Regions from separate parts of the Mus musculus genome. Here region 1 is linked to region 2. Evidence: chromatin contacts called from ENCODE Hi-C or POLR2A ChIA-PET data. All regions are on one chromosome and are shown on one strand. The core of a region is the stretch at or near the end of the contact, and the rest is flanking DNA. Distances in the headings are between cores, read along the strand shown.

Evidence for each region. Hi-C counts contacts between places; a loop is a spot of excess contacts on that map. ChIA-PET counts read pairs that join two places held with the same protein, here RNA polymerase II (POLR2A).
Region 1: POLR2A ChIA-PET joins it to region 2 with 84 read pairs in Patski. The contact joins the promoter of Atf6b here to the promoter of Agpat1 in region 2. A Hi-C loop is called at or near these places in 2 of 37 maps with a recorded cell type or tissue (adrenal gland and left cerebral cortex). POLR2A ChIA-PET finds 5 or more read pairs at or near these places in 4 of 5 experiments (Patski and embryonic stem cell).

Annotation. Positions count from the first base shown.
Region 1 is chr17:34,643,474-34,648,929 of GRCm38, reverse strand. Atf6b (activating transcription factor 6 beta) reads right to left here and starts at 1,784. Exons shown (of 18, transcript NM_017406.4): 1 at 1,614-1,784; 2 at 1,191-1,270; 3 at 633-711; 4 at 262-353. The coding sequence starts at 1,716. Fkbpl (FK506 binding protein-like) reads right to left here and starts at 4,116. Exons shown (of 2, transcript NM_019873.3): 1 at 3,977-4,116; 2 at 2,113-3,685. The coding sequence starts at 3,670. The coding sequence ends at 2,627.
Region 2 is chr17:34,604,148-34,609,738 of GRCm38, reverse strand. It overlaps Agpat1 (1-acylglycerol-3-phosphate O-acyltransferase 1 (lysophosphatidic acid acyltransferase, alpha)), which reads right to left and starts at 3,878. Exons shown (of 7, transcript NM_001163379.1): 1 at 3,568-3,878.

The sequences.
Region 1 (5,456 bases), core at 535-3,034, 41 kb before region 2:
TACAGTGGGAGGCCTGGGCAAGAACAGTTTGCAAAGTCTCAGCCGTTCATCAACTGTTTTCCCAAGCCCTTCACCTGCCGTCTCTCTGCATGTTCAAAAGGCCCCTGTCTTCCCTTCTATACAACCAGACCAGAAGGGCAGAAAGCGAGGGGACGGTGACTAAAAAGAGACTGCCACCCGCCTCATGACTCACAGCACACAAACAGTACCTCAGCACCTATGAGAGGAGCCACAGAGAACCAGAGGGGAGATGGCTCTCACCTGGCTGGGGGGCTCTGTGGAAAGATGTGAGGACTCTGAGCTGAGGGAGGAGGACGAGCAGGGAGAGGATGGCTCGGACTTCACCTGAAGATCTGGGGGGGAGAAAAGTTCCGAGGTAAGCAGGGAGGCTGGGGACGAGGCTCGGGGCTGAGACCATGTCTTGCCTGTGCCAAACCAACACTGCAGAAATGAGTAACGGAGGAGCAGAGCCTAGCATTGCCTGTAGCGTGGTGCTGAGGTGGGGCAGGAGAGTAAGGGCAGACAACACCCCAGGGATCACAGGGAGGAGCACACAGGGATGTTAGTTTCTGGGAAGCAGTGGGAAGAGAAGGGCATTTGGAAAGATGAGGGGAATCCTAAGGGCGCCTTACCTGGGAAGATGGGTAGAGGGTCCCAAGGGGGCTCAGGGGGGCTGACATCCATCCCCACATCCAGAGAGCTGCTGTCAAACTAAGCAGTGGGACATATTAGCGGGCAGGAAGGTGAGAAAGTACGACAGCAAAACAGGAGCGACACAGCTTGCAAATTAAGACGCCCACTGTGTCAAGGCTCCATAGTTTACAGAAAAAAATGTTTCTCTTTTGCTTTCGTTGTATTTTACTAACAACCACTAACCACCTATTCTCGCCCCTGTAGACACACAGCTGTCAGTCTTTTATCTGTACCCCATAAGAAGGATCCCAAAAGGCCAGAAGGGGCTGCTCTCTAAAATCCTGACTTAGTTGGCTAGTCCCGGGTGCGCCTCTAAAATAAAACTTGAGCCAATTAGACCAATGGACTTTTGAAACTGGTCTTTCTCCTCGAAATTTTCGAGTTTAACATGAGCAGGGGTGACACCCTGATGAGCTCTGTGGCTTGGCAATGACTCCAAGTTTGGGGTCGCCCTCCCACCACCAAGGGTCATAAGAGAAACTCTGAGGTAGCAATACCGGGACATCCTGCTCCACGCAACGGAACAACTGTGCCTGCTCCTCGGCCACTTCATCCAGGCCACTGTACAAGGTGCTGTCTGCATGGAGGCCCGCGTGTCAGGAGGGTGGCACGCCAGCCCCGGCTCCATCCCTCATTGGCTCGGCCGGGCCAGACCCACCGCCCGCCCACTCGCTCAGCCTTACACCCTAAGGCGTCCAGCCCCTCTCCCCTGACCCCGGGCAGCCCCGTGCTCCCACGGGAGACCAAGGTCTTCCCTCCTCCCGCATCCCGGGGAAGCGCGAGTCCCGCTGCGCTCTCCCTCGGAGGATGGGCTCGGCGTCCGCCCAGCCTTCCTCGTTCACCCTCTGCTGCCTTCCCGCGTGCCTCGGGCCCATGGCGAGCCTCAGCCCGCTCCTCCCCCGGGGCCCCACTCCGCGCACCCCAGTCCTCCGGACTCAGCAGGTTGTCGGTGAAGAAGCGCGTCGGGTCGGCGATCTCACTGAGGAGCATCAGCTCCGCCATCTTCCCCCCACCCCCCACCATGAGCCGGCTCCCCGGCCCGCCTCCTCCCGGCCGCGGCAAATCCATGAGCTCGCTGAGGAAAACCGGCGTCCCGGAAGTCCTGATGACCAGTCAGAGGCTTAGTTGGTGAACACGTGACACGAAGGAGCAATGACTGTGCATGCCGGGCCAATGGCACGGGTCAGCCGCTTTACCGATCCAGGCGAGACTGTGCGTGCGCCGTACAGGCCCCAGAAACTAGCATTGTGGGAAATGTAGTTCCTAGCACTTAGGGTTCCGGCATCTGGGCTAGAGTGTTCATGCTTGAGCAGTTGTCCGCAAACATCTGCACCCATGTGGTGCCCATAAACTCATGAAGGCACACGCATAATGAATGAATTATTAATGAATAAACGAATGAGCAAAGTTCCAGCATTTAGGATAAGAGATGGCTCAGCAGTTTAATATTGCTTATTGCGACTAGGCGGTAGTGGTGCACGCCTTTAATCCCAGCACTCAGGAGGCAGAGGCAGGCGGATCTCAGCCTGGTCTACAAAGTGTGCTCCAGGACGGCCAGGGTTGTTACACAGAGAAGCCCTGTCTCAAACCCTCCCACCCAAAAGGAAAGTGCTTGTTGCTCTTATAAGGGTCTGGATTACATTCTCAGCACCCACACCTGGCGACACGCAACCACTTGTAACTCCACCTCCCTGGGATGCAACTCCCTGACATCCGGAAGTTCTGGCGTTTGCCACAGCCAGTCCCAAATAGACAACCTCTCCTATCCTCGGAGGTGGATACGCTTCCCGGGACTCCCTCCACCAAGTGGCTCACTGACACCGTCGCTAACTCCCTGTAGGTCAGAACGAGATACGAGTTCAAACAACTTCCTTCGGGGCCCTTGAAAATTCCACAACACAGACCACAGTTCGCGGGTTCCTGTCTCCTTTAATCAGCTAAACATCTTGCGCAGTCCCCGAGCCAGCCCTGCATCCTGTTTCCTTCCCTGAATGACCACCTTCCCCAGCTCCTCTTTCGCTGCACGGTTTTTGGGATCTACTGCTAGCACTTTCTTGAAATCAGCAGTGGCTTTTTCCAAGTCCCCGAGGGCAGCCCGAGCAACCCCCCTTCGGTATAAGGCCTTTAAATGGCCCGGCTCCCGCTCCAGCACTCGGTCACAGCTCTGGGCTGCCAACTGGGGGTGTCCTAGCAGCAACTGGCAGGCAGCCAGATTGGCATAAAGGGTAGTTCGTTCGGGAGGGCCGGGTGGGGGCAACGTCAGCAGCAGTCGGAGAGCCCGTCCATAGCATCGGGCAGCCCCTTGAGGGTTCCCAGCTCGAAACAGTTCTGTACCCCTTCTGTGTTCTTCTTTGGCCAGAGCCTCCTTCTCCATAGCCTCCATCTCCCAGGAGTCCCGGCCATTGGTGAAGGAATCCAGTCTGAGTTTAGCAAGAGGTGCAGAGGATCCAGGAAGGTGAATCTTTGCCTCCTCACCTTGACGCATAGACTCCAGGCATTTTTCCATGAGTTCCCCCCACATTTTTTCCCTCCATTGTCCTATGCCTATGGTTAGTTCTGTCCAGCCCTCTGGCATCCCAGATCCAAAAGGAAATCCCAAAGCCAACACTTGGCATTTGGAGCCTAGCTTGGGTTTGTCTAAGCCATGGCCAGGGACTATGATCTTCTTTACAAAACTCCCATCAGGACAGTACCAAAGATCAGAAGCTTGGAGGTGCTCTGCCATCTCATTGGTTGAGACTTGAAATTGATCAGAGTCACCTTCAAATCCAGCCACGGGATGTTCAATCTCTTGAGTCTCTACAATTTGATTGGCTGGATCCGGTCTCACTCCCACCTTCAGGGCTTCAGGGAGAAGACCTGGGGACCGCTGCCTAAACGGAATGGCTGTATTTAAGATTTGCTGGGCGTTCTCTTCCCGCTGCTGCGGCTGAGCGGTGTTCTTCTCGTTCATTGGGCTGATAGGTGAGGTCTCCATTGGATCTCCTGATCCCTTCCACAACAGATAAAGGAAAGAACAGTTTAGTCTGGAAAGTGATGGGTCAAGTGTAGTTCAGACCTGAGCAGGTGAAAAAAACAAACAAACAAACAAACAAAAAACCGAAACCATGTAAATTCCAGAATTCCTAGTTAAGACTCCTCGTAGTGCTAAAAGTTTCTCCTTTTTTTCCCCCCTTCCCAAGCTAGAATCCACCCAGGTCTAGTTTAGAACTATAAATTCTGTAATTCCCCATGGTTCGGGTAGTCGCCCCAACTATGGGCACTTGACCGGGTCAAAAAGTACCTGAGAGACCAAGGAGCATAGCAGGACGGCCTAAGTCACAGTTGTTGCATTGTGTATGATGTTGAGGCCTGGAAGGGCAGCCTGGGAGCAGCTGAGAGTCTCTATCAGCTCTCGAGCCCTCAGAGACGGAGAAGCTAGTCCCTAACACGACGGCCAATCAGGAGCACGAAGAGGTTCCTTGTCCCGCCTCTATGGTGACGCCATTTCCCTAGCAACCGTGAAGCGCCATACCTTAGCAACCGGACTAGACCTAAGCAATAGAATTAGCCAAATCGAACCGAGGTTGACAAAGATCTGGCTGACTGGTTTAGTCAAAATGTAAAAAGGCCAGAAATGGGAAACTTGGGCTGAGGAAGAGAGAGCAGTGGTAGAGAGCTTTACCAAGCATGCGTAAAGACCCTAAGTTCGAGCTTCAGTTCAAATGTAAAGGCTGAGATTTTAGCTGCTTTCAGACCCTCCCCTGTTATTATACCCAAATTCAGAGATCTTAGCTGAAATCAACCCCTGTCCATTTTGGCTCATCCTTGATTGACTTTTGCCACATATCCATCATTGCCCTTCAACTGAGCCCCCTGATCCAGAATCGTAGTGTTTTTCAAACTCGAATGAGCATGTCCATCATGAGAAAATATATTAAATTGCAGACCTGGATTTCGAAACTCTCAGATGGAGCCTGCGATTCTTGGATAGTGCTCCAGCCCGCTAGCAGTGTGATCCCTCAGTGACCTCATTCCGCACCAGCTTAGTTTGTCCTATATATTTCGTGTGTAACTGGTATCCCATGCTCCAGTGAGAGGAGCGGCAGAGAACAGCTCTCCTCCTCCCTACAGAAGGTGTAGATAGATCCCGTTTGTGACTCAGCCTTGCTGGGCAAACTGCCTGCACCGGCTGGACCAGCACAGTTCTTCCGGGAACGAGAACCCCTTATTATCTAAGCACCTTACTTTGGCATATGTTGTTCTTGGTGTTATTGACAGGGTCATGTGTATCCCTTGCTGGCCTGGAACTCTATGTAGAAGAGGATGCTGGGACCACGGGCATGCCCCACTGTGCCTGATTTATGTGGTACTGTGGATCACACCCAGAGCTTCATTGATGATACAGGGTAAAAGAAATACTGACAAGCTTTACACTGATTAGAATATAAAAAGAATACGTGTACTAACAAACGTCCTCGGAGATATTAAATAAATAATTAAACCAAGAGGCTCTGACCCAACTCTTACTTAAACATACATAGCCTACAAACGAGCTTTGCGTAGCAGTTTAGGAAGACAAGTAAATAGTTACACACCTGAATTCATTGAAATCTAAGTGTCTTTTGCCCTTTGGAGCCACTTGTTTGTCGGAAACTCTCCTCTTACCAGGCTTTGCTAACCTGCCTTGGAAAAGTGACCTTGGGCTTCAACTTGCTCAGAAAGTGAAGTTGGTTTAAGGATAATAGAAACTGCTGGGCTTCCTAATGACACAGAAAAGTGTA
Region 2 (5,591 bases), core at 2,629-5,128:
TATGGCCCACACAGTCGTTTACAACCTGCACCATTGGTTTCACAAGAAATGGCTCCAGGAAAGAGCTTCACCTCAGGCTACTGAGCTCCTAGGCAGCAGCTCCTCGAACAAACCTAATCCTCCTGTGCTCCCAAACCCGACTACACTGTCACTGCACGGACACACACACATGAGCACACACACACACACACATGAGCACACACACACATGAGCACACACACACACACACACACACACACACATGAGCACACACACGCAGCAGACATGGGAACAGTGCCCAACAAACGCTGTAGTTCAAGTGGCAAGAACTGAGGCTCATGTCACAGATACAAAAATCTCCAAATGTAGAGACTAATACTCACACACACAAACACACACAAACACACATCATCCTGTGCTCCCGAACCTTACTATACTGTCACTGCATGGACACACACACACACACACACACACACAAAATCAGACATGGAAACAGTGCCCGACAAACGCTGTGGTTCAAGTGGCAAGACCTGAGGCTCATGTCACAGATACAAAAGTCTCTGCATGCTGAGACTAATATAGTTACACACACTATCAAACCTGGTGACAGATACAGTAAGCTCATATCTAGAAAACTCTCTCCTCCCCAGGTGGAGAACTTTGTGCCCCTATCCCCAACATACCAAGGTGCTTCCACAGACAGGCAAAGAAACCCAACCTTCCCGTCTTCCCTTCTAGCCTCATGGAGGCAGTGAGGGCGGGCAGGTTGTGTGAGAGGTCATATCAAGGAAACAGTACAAGGAACTTTTAATGCCTGCCAGGGCAGGAAGAGGCTCGAGCAGGAAGAGGTGCAGGAGAGCGTGCAGAACCTGCCTTCTGGGCCCTTCCTCTTTACTCCCCTCTGCTCCACTGCTGGAGGCAGCCTCACAGGTGATAAAAAGGCAGTTCTATACCTGTCTCTCCATGTAGGCCAAAGGCTCTTCCTTCCTTTCAGAGGAAAGCCTGCCCCCACCCTTACCCCCCAGAACTCCAAACAGTGGGCTTTCTAACTGCTCTGCCCAGCATCTTTGATCCCTGGGCTGTACGCTGCTTGTGGGCAGTGTGCCTTCCATCCCTCCTCACATGGCTGCCAGAGATGCTGTCACCTCAGTCTGAGCATCTGTCTCTCCAAAAGACCTTTCTTGGAAAGTTGACTTGCACTTCTTTGACCCTGTCTCCAAAATGATTTACTTCACGTCCCTAGATTTGCCACAAGACCTCCATGCTTCTGCGCTTTGACTACGCTGTTCTCTCTGGCTGGCAGGCCCTGCCTCCTCTTGCCTCACCTAGGCCGGCACCACTTTCCCAATGCCTTTTGGGACCTGAACAGGCCCACGTTTTCATTACAAATTTTCTCGATTGCCCTTGCATATCCCCAGACTGGTCGTTAACTATGCTCCTGCCTGCCCTTCCCGAGTGCTGGGACCAAAGGTGTGTGCCACCACACTGGTATGATCAGTGGTTGTCAAGGCCTAAAAATATAAACTTGTGTGCCTCACCCACACAGCGTGACCCTGGCACCAGGCCAACATGTATGTTAATGTGCCTTCCAGGTAAGTATGAGGCTCGATGGTCTTGCCAAGTACTGATGGTGATAACACGCTTTGGGTTAATGCTCACTGGTTTTTTTTCTGCCTAGCTTCCTTCAGACTGTAGGAGACTTCAGGCCAGGGATTCTACCTTATTTTCAGTGCCCACCAGAAGCAGGTACAGAGGATGCTCAGCAAACCCTGGTGACGGGATTATTTGGCCACAGACACCACCACAGTTGTTCAGCTAGCACTAGGCAGCGCGGTTCTTGTTTCTGCTTCCTCTCATTTTGCTTCTGCAGTGCCGAGATTTTCTGTGCTGGGCAAGTGTTCTCAGCGTCATCGATGGCTACCTTCTTTAGGTATAGTAACTAGAAAAGGTCACCTCCCCCGCCCCAAATACTGACGACAGCAAGAAGACTTAGAGCAACCCACTGTAAATATACAGGGCCACAGGGAAGCCACAGTGACGGAAGCCACATCGCGAAGATGCCATCTCACACAGCATGCACCACGGAACCAACATGCCACCACACTTGTCATCAAACGTGCCAACCCTGCAAAGAGTGGGGCACAGAGAGTGGTCCATCCATATACACGGGCACTGTAGGCTTGCCACAGGACAGACTTGCATTAGATGTGACTCAGAATATAAATACAGCCCACGGAGAGAAACAGATGTGAAGAGACAGGTCAGGTGGTCAGCCAAGGAAGAACGGTTCTTTGGAACATGGGTGTTGTGTCACATGCATGTAAGGAATACCAGGCTAGCCTTGGCTAAATGTCAAGCTGAGGCCAGCATAAGGTATGTGAAACTGCCAAGGCCCCCGGGGTGGGGGATAAAAAAGAAGAAAAGAAAAAGAATCCTTAGCTGGACATGGTGGCATACACTTTTCATACCAGCACTCAGAAGGCAAAGACAGGCAAGCTTGAGGCTAGCCAGGAAGGACTACGTTGAGACTCTGTCTCAAGACAAAACAAAAAATACTTTGCAGAATTAACAATACTTGTGTAACACTTGGTTTGAAGAAGGCATTGTCTTTAGACAGAAATGTTTGAAGATCCATAAACACATTGGAATGGCAAATGGGTTAATGAGCATACAATCAATCAATCACACCGACAACGAATTTACAAAATAAATGGCAGGTGCAACCAGTACATGCCACCGTTGTGCCACATCGATGTGTCGTCACACCATGCAGATCTTTGGTGAGAGCCACACCTACTAAACAGGTTACTGTGGTCACAGGGCTGAACCACTGAACCCCACAGGCAGAAGAACCCTGCACCCTCTGGAACTGAACACCTGTGAGGCTGAGGGACCAAGCTAAGGCAAACGGGAAGCCCCAGGGCAGGTAGGCCGCACGGAAACACCCAACAGGTGAAACATACCAAGTCCTCACACAGATTTGACCCTGGAGCGTGTCACAAACTGAACTTGGGGCAATGGGCGTGAAAGCGGATAGCCATTCTGATGGGGTTTTAAACGTCATTCTCTACAGCCCATGGAAAGCACAGCACAGGGCTGCACAGAAGCCGGGCATCCTATCCAAGGCGCCGGACCTCCCACAGGCCACTCGTGTGCTAGTGAGGGGCTCTGGGTGGAAGGCCGCTTCCAGATCAGTGCTGCTTCCGTGTGAGAGGTTAGCGGGTGCCTGACAGCAATTCCTAGGAAGCAGTCCTGGCCTTCTCACCGCCACCCAGAAGTCATGTGGGGCCAAAAAGCAGCAGAAGGGCTGGGAAACCCGAAGGGAATCCCCTTTTCAAGACTCGTCCCCTTGTCCACACCCCCGTCCCAAATTCCGAGTTCCCATCCCTCCTCTCGCCCGCCTCTGCACTCTGAGCAAGGCCCCCAACCTCGGAGCCTGTTCCCAGCCTTCGTCGCTCCCATTCTTCCGCTCAGGCCCCTCTCCCCAGCAACCCTGTCCCCAGCCGGCCCTCCCGGCCCCATCTCTCCCCATCCCCGTGCCTCTCGGCCCCCTCCTCCCACAGCCTCCCACCCCCTTCCCGCCCACACCTCAATGGGGCGGGGAGCCTGGGGGACGGGCCCCCTCCCCAGCCAGGCTGCGGCAACGGTGGTGGCGGCTGGCTGTATCTCTGTCTCGGTGTCGGTGCCAAGGGGGCGACAGGATTTGGGGATGTCCTAGCCCCGGCCGATGGAGGGGTGGTGGGAGTGGGAAGCTGGGCCCATATCGGTAGGAATGGTGGGGGGCAGTACCCCCGACACCCTCCCTCCCTCCCTGCCGGCTCTCTGAGGGTCGGGGCTACTGCCGCCGCTATCTCCCCCACCCCTCCCAGCGCCTGCTGACTTCCGGGGCTGGCCAGGAAGTGGGGGTCTATGATGGGCAGCGGGCCTCGCCAATCGCCTCTTCAGAGACCCGCATCTCCTCCCCATGCCTGCCGGGCCTCTCGCTGGCCCCGCCCCAGGGAGCTCAGTGGCGCTCGCGGCCTCGGTCAGCCTCATCGCTCGGGCCACCGGTTTCAGCACCGGTGACCCCGGCTCCCTCGCTGCTCTATTCCTCTGCCCCGTCTAGCTTCGCTCGCACGCTCTCTGAACCCGTTGCCTTTCTTTGAACCCCAGCGCTATGTAACTCTAGGATCCCCAAACACTTCCTCCTGCCTTTCCTGTCTCCCATTCAATCACAAACGTTTATGAAGTACCTTCTGAATTCAAGCAGTAGGCTCACCTTTTTCTGCTCAGGCCTCGGGCTTTCCCTGAATAGCTCTCCAGCTTTCTGTCCACTTGCCCTTTGTCCCGGGTCTCCATCTCCTCCACCCACCTTTAGTCTTTAAAGATAAAGGAGCCCTCTGACCTTCTCTCCCTTTCAACCTTGTTTTCCTACTTAGTACTTTCCTAGTTCTTCATTCACCCAATCTGAGCCAACCACTCCCCCCCCCCCCACACACACACACACGATCTGGCCGCTGGCTTTTGGTGGTGTATGCTTGTTAACAGCAGTACATGAGAGCCTCGGGCAAGAGTATCCGAGTTTGAGGCTATAGCTGAGACCTGTAAGAAGCTAAGTCCTTTCGATGGAATTCGAGCAATAAAACACTGCTTCCTAAGGGTGATAAAATGGTGGGATGTGCCGCGTATCTAACTGGCCAAACCCTACTTCCCTCTTCACACTCTGGACGAGTCCATCGTTCCTACCTCCTATTCGCCTATTCTGCATCTAAACCTCTTCAATACTCCAGATCCTCGCTTCTCCGTACCTCCTCCTATAGAGAGTCCCAGCTTCTCACCTTTCTTTATTCCTCAGTCACACAGGTCCTTTATCAAGGTATTGAATAATCCTTAGCTAGCGTGTTCTCGTCTCCCGCCCATGGACACCTTTGCCCTGGGTGATTTACATGGCTTGGTGAAGAGCCCTTGCGAATGCGAGGACTGTTACCTAATTCTGGGCCTTGGGCCATAGTGAGGGTCACTGAGTGCTGGAAAGGCCCTAGCTGCCAGCCGTCCAGCCAGGAAAAAGATCCAAATCTATGCAGGGCAAACTACAAGGAAGGGGCGGATCTACCCCATTCTACGGCGGGTCACCTAGGGGTCGGCCTCTGTCCTTTGGGCGCCCACTCCCAAGAGGGTGGAACCAGTCCTTTTCTGCTTGTAAGGTTTAGGACGGAGTGGGGGTCCACTGTGGTCTGCTGTGTCACATTACAACGGTGGGCCTTTGGCTCGGTCCTGCTGTGAGAATCACCTAGAGAGGCTAAGTCGTCCAACCGAGAGAGTGGGGTTAACACCGGCGCCACAGACCGACGGCCGCACCATCCACGCGTCGGGCTAACCCCAGCTCTGCTCCCCGCTTCTCCGAGAGGGAGGGGCGGACCCAAGGTCTTCCCTCTACGTCACCCAAGGAGGCCGGAGCCATCTTGAACCCTGCGACCCTGGTACTTCTGCCCTTCCCCCTCCCCCCTTAGCTCTGCACCGTCTCTCCAGATCTCGGCCAATCAGCGGCGGAGTAAACCGCCCAATCAAGCGGAGAGAGTCCGGGCGGAAAGACCCGGATAAGGCCGAGTCGAGGCCTTTGAACCTAAGGCCCC